Regions from separate parts of the Homo sapiens genome. Here region 2 is linked to region 1. The links are chromatin contacts, found by Hi-C or POLR2A ChIA-PET in ENCODE. All regions are on one chromosome and are shown on one strand. Each heading gives the region's core, a stretch centred on a gene start or an enhancer-like site at or near the end of the contact. The rest is flanking DNA. Distances are from core to core; before and after follow the strand shown.

The links. A loop is a pair of places that touch in the nucleus more often than their neighbours do. ChIA-PET counts read pairs that join two places held with the same protein, here RNA polymerase II (POLR2A). Pooled maps may share reads with other maps.
Region 2: a loop to region 1 is called in a map of naive thymus-derived CD4-positive, alpha-beta T cell, with 7 times the contacts of the local background. The contact joins the promoter of FLJ13224 here to the promoter of KRAS in region 1. A Hi-C loop is called at or near these places in 1 of 168 maps with a recorded cell type or tissue (naive thymus-derived CD4-positive, alpha-beta T cell) and 7 of 50 pooled maps. POLR2A ChIA-PET finds 5 or more read pairs at or near these places in 1 of 52 experiments (naive thymus-derived CD4-positive, alpha-beta T cell).

The regions. Positions count from the first base shown.
Region 1 is chr12:25,249,537-25,252,401 of GRCh38, reverse strand. It overlaps KRAS (KRAS proto-oncogene, GTPase), which reads left to right and starts at 1,473. Exons shown (of 5, transcript NM_004985.5): 1 at 1,473-1,651. RefSeq lists silencers at 913-1,762, 1,823-1,872.
Region 2 is chr12:31,322,613-31,325,702 of GRCh38, reverse strand. FLJ13224 (a long non-coding RNA gene) reads right to left here and starts at 1,387. Exons shown (of 1, transcript NR_026806.1): 1 at 1-1,387. The region is part of intron 1 of SINHCAF (SIN3-HDAC complex associated factor); the gene reads left to right. RefSeq lists an enhancer at 1-464.

The sequences.
Region 1 (2,865 bases), core at 224-2,723:
ATGTGAACTTGTGCCAACGTTTTAACCTCTAAATCTGTTTCGTCATTTGTAAAACGGTAAAAAGTATTTTACCTCATAAGGTTGTCGTGATGATTAAATAAGATGATACGATAAGTGCAAAAGATTTAGCTTGTACTTAACATAGAGTAGGCACATTTTCTCCCCTTCCCTGTCTTTCACTTTTCTCTTCTGCCCCTTCCACCTGGCGCTAGGAGGGGGAGACTGGAATAAACCTTGCAGATTACAGCCCGTGTAAGAGTAGAAAGGAAAGGATGACAGTTGATGTAAAGCCTTGGTTAACAGACATAATAGCTGGGATTTAAATTCAGCTTTATTGGTGGTTTATGATGTGGACTAGAGGAATGGAACTGAAAGTCTCGGAGGAGGGGCGATCCTATCAGGTACAGGCGCTGCTTTTCCAGCCCTCAATCCTCAAGACTCTCCCAAGATACATTTCTAGGTAGTTTATCAACACAGACTCCGGGTATGCTAGCATGTTTAATTGCCCCATTGTTTAATGTCTTAACTCCACGAACTTTAACTGATTAATCTGTCTTCTAATTAATGTTTGAATGACTCTCCTCAGGTCTAAACTACCAAGGCCATCTCTACTTAAAAACAGTTGTCTTTTGTTTGTGATTTCAGGGGCCCTGGGTATAAGCGAAGTCCCTGTTTAGAGACCTTGTGATGGGTTCAAAATATCAAGAAAGATAGCAAAATATCACAAGCCTCCTGACCCGAGAAGATTAGCGTTGAAAGGGTCTGTCGTGTTTGTTTGGGCCTGGGGCTAAATTCCCAGCCCAAGTGCTGAGGCTGATAATAATCGGGGCGGCGATCAGACAGCCCCGGTGTGGGAAATCGTCCGCCCGGTCTCCCTAAGTCCCCGAAGTCGCCTCCCACTTTTGGTGACTGCTTGTTTATTTACATGCAGTCAATGATAGTAAATGGATGCGCGCCAGTATAGGCCGACCCTGAGGGTGGCGGGGTGCTCTTCGCAGCTTCTCTGTGGAGACCGGTCAGCGGGGCGGCGTGGCCGCTCGCGGCGTCTCCCTGGTGGCATCCGCACAGCCCGCCGCGGTCCGGTCCCGCTCCGGGTCAGAATTGGCGGCTGCGGGGACAGCCTTGCGGCTAGGCAGGGGGCGGGCCGCCGCGTGGGTCCGGCAGTCCCTCCTCCCGCCAAGGCGCCGCCCAGACCCGCTCTCCAGCCGGCCCGGCTCGCCACCCTAGACCGCCCCAGCCACCCCTTCCTCCGCCGGCCCGGCCCCCGCTCCTCCCCCGCCGGCCCGGCCCGGCCCCCTCCTTCTCCCCGCCGGCGCTCGCTGCCTCCCCCTCTTCCCTCTTCCCACACCGCCCTCAGCCGCTCCCTCTCGTACGCCCGTCTGAAGAAGAATCGAGCGCGGAACGCATCGATAGCTCTGCCCTCTGCGGCCGCCCGGCCCCGAACTCATCGGTGTGCTCGGAGCTCGATTTTCCTAGGCGGCGGCCGCGGCGGCGGAGGCAGCAGCGGCGGCGGCAGTGGCGGCGGCGAAGGTGGCGGCGGCTCGGCCAGTACTCCCGGCCCCCGCCATTTCGGACTGGGAGCGAGCGCGGCGCAGGCACTGAAGGCGGCGGCGGGGCCAGAGGCTCAGCGGCTCCCAGGTGCGGGAGAGAGGTACGGAGCGGACCACCCCTCCTGGGCCCCTGCCCGGGTCCCGACCCTCTTTGCCGGCGCCGGGCGGGGCCGGCGGCGAGTGAATGAATTAGGGGTCCCCGGAGGGGCGGGTGGGGGGCGCGGGCGCGGGGTCGGGGCGGGCTGGGTGAGAGGGGTCTGCAGGGGGGAGGCGCGCGGACGCGGCGGCGCGGGGAGTGAGGAATGGGCGGTGCGGGGCTGAGGAGGGTGAGGCTGGAGGCGGTCGCCGCTGGTGCTGCTTCCTGGACGGGGAACCCCTTCCTTCCTCCTCCCCGAGAGCCGCGGCTGGAGGCTTCTGGGGAGAAACTCGGGCCGGGCCGGCTGCCCCTCGGAGCGGTGGGGTGCGGTGGAGGTTACTCCCGCGGCGCCCCGGCCTCCCCTCCCCCTCTCCCCGCTCCCGCACCTCTTGCCTCCCTTTCCAGCACTCGGCTGCCTCGGTCCAGCCTTCCCTGCTGCATTTGGCATCTCTAGGACGAAGGTATAAACTTCTCCCTCGAGCGCAGGCTGGACGGATAGTGGTCCTTTTCCGTGTGTAGGGGATGTGTGAGTAAGAGGGGAGGTCACGTTTTGGAAGAGCATAGGAAAGTGCTTAGAGACCACTGTTTGAGGTTATTGTGTTTGGAAAAAAATGCATCTGCCTCCGAGTTCCTGAATGCTCCCCTCCCCCATGTATGGGCTGTGACATTGCTGTGGCCACAAAGGAGGAGGTGGAGGTAGAGATGGTGGAAGAACAGGTGGCCAACACCCTACACGTAGAGCCTGTGACCTACAGTGAAAAGGAAAAAGTTAATCCCAGATGGTCTGTTTTGCTTGGTCAAGTTAAACCCGAAGAAAACCCGCAGAGCAGAAGCAAGGCTTTTTCCTTGCTAGTTGAGTGTAGACAGCAATAGCAAAAATAGTACTTGAAGTTTAATTTACCTGTTCTTGTCCTTTCCCCTATTTCTTATGTATTACCCTCATCCCCTCGTCTCTTTTATACTACCCTCATTTTGCAGATGTGTTCTACATCTCAAGAGTTATTACAGTACTCCAAAACAGCACTTACATGATTTTTTAAACTTACAGAGGAATTGTAGCAATCCACCAGCTAACCGCCTGAAATAGACTTAAACATGTGCATCTCCTTTTTTTTTTTTTTTTTGAGACACAGTCTCGCTCTGTTGCCCAGGCTGGAGTGCAATGGCGCGGTATCGGCT
Region 2 (3,090 bases), core at 138-2,637, 6.1 Mb before region 1:
GTGACAATGACTTTTCTCCGCCGCAGTGTTCTCTCGCGGAAAGGAGCCCGGCGGCCGAAAGGCCCGAGAGGAAAGCGACTCGTTGGCCACCGCGCAGCGGCCGGGGTCGGTGCGTCCGCGTGGGCGCGAGGCGCGGGCAGGGTCGGGCGCCGTTGTGAAACCTCGTGGTTTAGTTGACTGCAGCCCTCGGACTAGGGTGGACAATAAACGCCATTCGCTCGGAAACTAAGTTGCCATCCGCTTCCGAGCTGGCGGCCGAGGGTCTTTAAATCGGCCTTTGGGGGTCAGTGCTGGGCTCTGCCGGAGCGCACGCGGCGTGGCGTTGTTTGCTCAACTCCGGAGGGATGCGGATGCGACAATGAGAGCAACACGCGGTCGCTTAAAAACAGCCCGTCTTCCACTCGCCTGCCCTCTTCGGACCGCGCCCAAGAGCCTCTGGTGTCCGGGGTGCTTTCGGAGCCCGAAGTTTTGCTCCCGGTGCGTTCACCTGTAGCGTAGGTGTGGGCGACACCGCGAGGGCTTCCCGTTTATGGGCGGCCGTCCGCGCTGTAAGATGGCCAGGGAAGCCAACTTGGCTGGAGATGGAGGCGGCGGCGTTGTGTACGCCGCGGGAGTCAGTGAACTCCGCAGGGCACTGCTTTTTGTGCTCTACGTGACAGACCACGTGCTTCGGGCTGCGACCCTGGTCCTTGTCCGAATGTCCAGCCCCGCGTGAGCCGTGGGATGCGGCCGCCGTCGGGCAGGTCCGGCCGGCAGGACAATGTGGTTTGCTGATGATGGCGTCTTGCCAGTTTAAAAAGCAGAGTGAAAGTCGCCAACTCTCCGCCCGTGCGGGGCGGATACTCCGGGCGTTTCTCATCAAGGACACTGCAAAACTTTGATTAAATGGGCCTGCTCCCGAGGGGAGGGTCGGGGGGCCAGGCTCCGGACTCTTCGGGGCGCGGGGTCCGGACCCCTACCCAGGGTGATCGTCCAGTGTCCGGCCCCTGCGAAACGCTCCGACATCCCTGATGCTGCACGTAGGCAGCGCCCGGCTGGACAGAAAACAAAGGGCTGCATGTGCCCGTGCGGGCCCCCGGCGCTCGGGGCCGCCGCCTGGGCGTAGGGCCGTGCAGGTCGGAGGCCCTCGAAGTTCGGGCGAGTTTCGGGAGGGGCTTTTGTCCCTCAGCCCCCTCGTGGGGAAACTTTGGCGGCGCTACTTGTGCGAGGTGCCATGCTGGTGCGTAGGGAGGCGGCGTGCTTCCCCGCTCCGGGCGTGCGGGCGGGCGACCGAGGGAGGCGGCAGTGCCCGGCGCTTCAGCCCTGGCGTCGGGGGTTGCGACGGCCGAGGGTTCCGGGGAGCTTGGCCCGGACTGCTCGGCCGGTTTCTCGTGGCCCGGGAGCCTGTGTCTGGGAGGTCTGTGGGTTCGCCTTTGAAGTCGAACTGTTGCCATGTTTGAATTACGTCAGGGCAAAGCCATGAGGAGGAACAAGCCCCGGCAGCGCGGCGTGCGGGAGGCGCGGCCTGCGGGAGGCGCCGGGCCGGGCTGGCGCGGGGCCCGTTGTTCCGGCGCAGGTGAGGGAGGTGGCGGCGAGCGACGCGGTTCACCTCCCGCTGCCCTCGCCCTCGCCCCGGCGAGCGGCCCCCGCAGGAACTTTCCTCCCGACGCGAGATGTCTTATTTACCAACAAATCCACCAGGGAGCATTCTTACTTGCTGGCTCGGCGTCTCTCTCGGCAGTCACCGGAGTGCCCGAGGGGGAAGCACGATTTACGGAAGGTGGGGACCCGAGGGCCCTGGGAGGAGCGGGGAGGCATTTTACTGCTTTCAGAGAAACGGGTGAGGGCGGCGAGCACCTCCTCCCCAGCCGAGCTGTGGCCCGCAAGTCCAGGGGACCCAGCCCCGACGACGCCCGATAAACCACCGTGGGGAAGTTCCGGGGCTCCCTGTTGCCCTACTAAGGGAAGTGAGGACTGTGGGCGAATTGTGCGTGCGGCCAGTTTCTTTGTGTGTTTCTAGGGGGTGGGGGGAGCGGGGAAGGGCAAGGTTTGTTTTGGTGTAGGGGGAGTTGGTTTCTTGAGGTGGTAGGGCGGTGCAGTTTGTTCTGGTAACTATGACCCTAGTCAGTTTCTTTGTTTTTATTTTCTTCCTGTAACCTTCCATTACTTCAGGCACTCGGAAGATTAGGATTTACTCTTGAGTTAAACAGGGACCCTATCCGAGACAGTTTTACCCCAGCAATTCTTTCTCCCCCTTCTTAAGTTGTCCTAAGGAGGGTTAAGAAAAGCTTTTCTTTTTCTTTTAATAATTTAAAAATGAATTTGACCTTGTTATTCAGAGTACGCTGAAAGCACCTGTTTTTGAACTGGAATTTGCCAGACTTGAAAAGCCTTTTAAAATTTTATGTCGCAAAATTGAACACATTTAGTTGCCCAATCTAAAAGTCTGGGAGTTTGTTTCTGGTGGAGTTTCGGAGAAAACCCTCATGGCATTTAAAGTATTTATATAATGATTTTGGGAAGGGGGATCTTTTTTAGGCGAAAGGTATGCGTGACTCAGTGTTTGGTGGTTATTCAGTGCCTTAGGATGACCTTGAAGAAGCAAATGTTTAGGGAGTTGGGCCTTTTGGAAACATTGTAAGGAGGCTGGGGAGCTGGCTGGGGAGGAAGCTGCTCAGGAAGATGACACAGGGTAACGGCTAGCTTCTTCCCAGATCCCGTGAACTGTGGTTGACCTTCTGGTTACCTCTCCTAGATTTTTCTTTTCAAGCTAACCTTTTCTTTTTTTGTATGTGGCCCCAGGCATAGCTCAAAAATTATGCTGGTTTGACACATGGATGCTTCTTTGGTATTTGGGGTTTGCCTGTAGTCTAGACATCCGATACCCACCACCATATCTGTTGCTTCTTTCCTGATTTCTCCTGCATTTGAATCATGTGTAAGGCCTAGAATCTAAGTGATCATTACTAGGAAATAATACCCTTGAATGCCCCTGCCCCCACACACCTAAAAATCGATACTAGTTGAAATCCATTTTTTTTCATTATTTTGTTATTAATAAACCTATTTTTCCCAAGTTTTGGTTGACCAAATTACAATACCAAAAGGCAA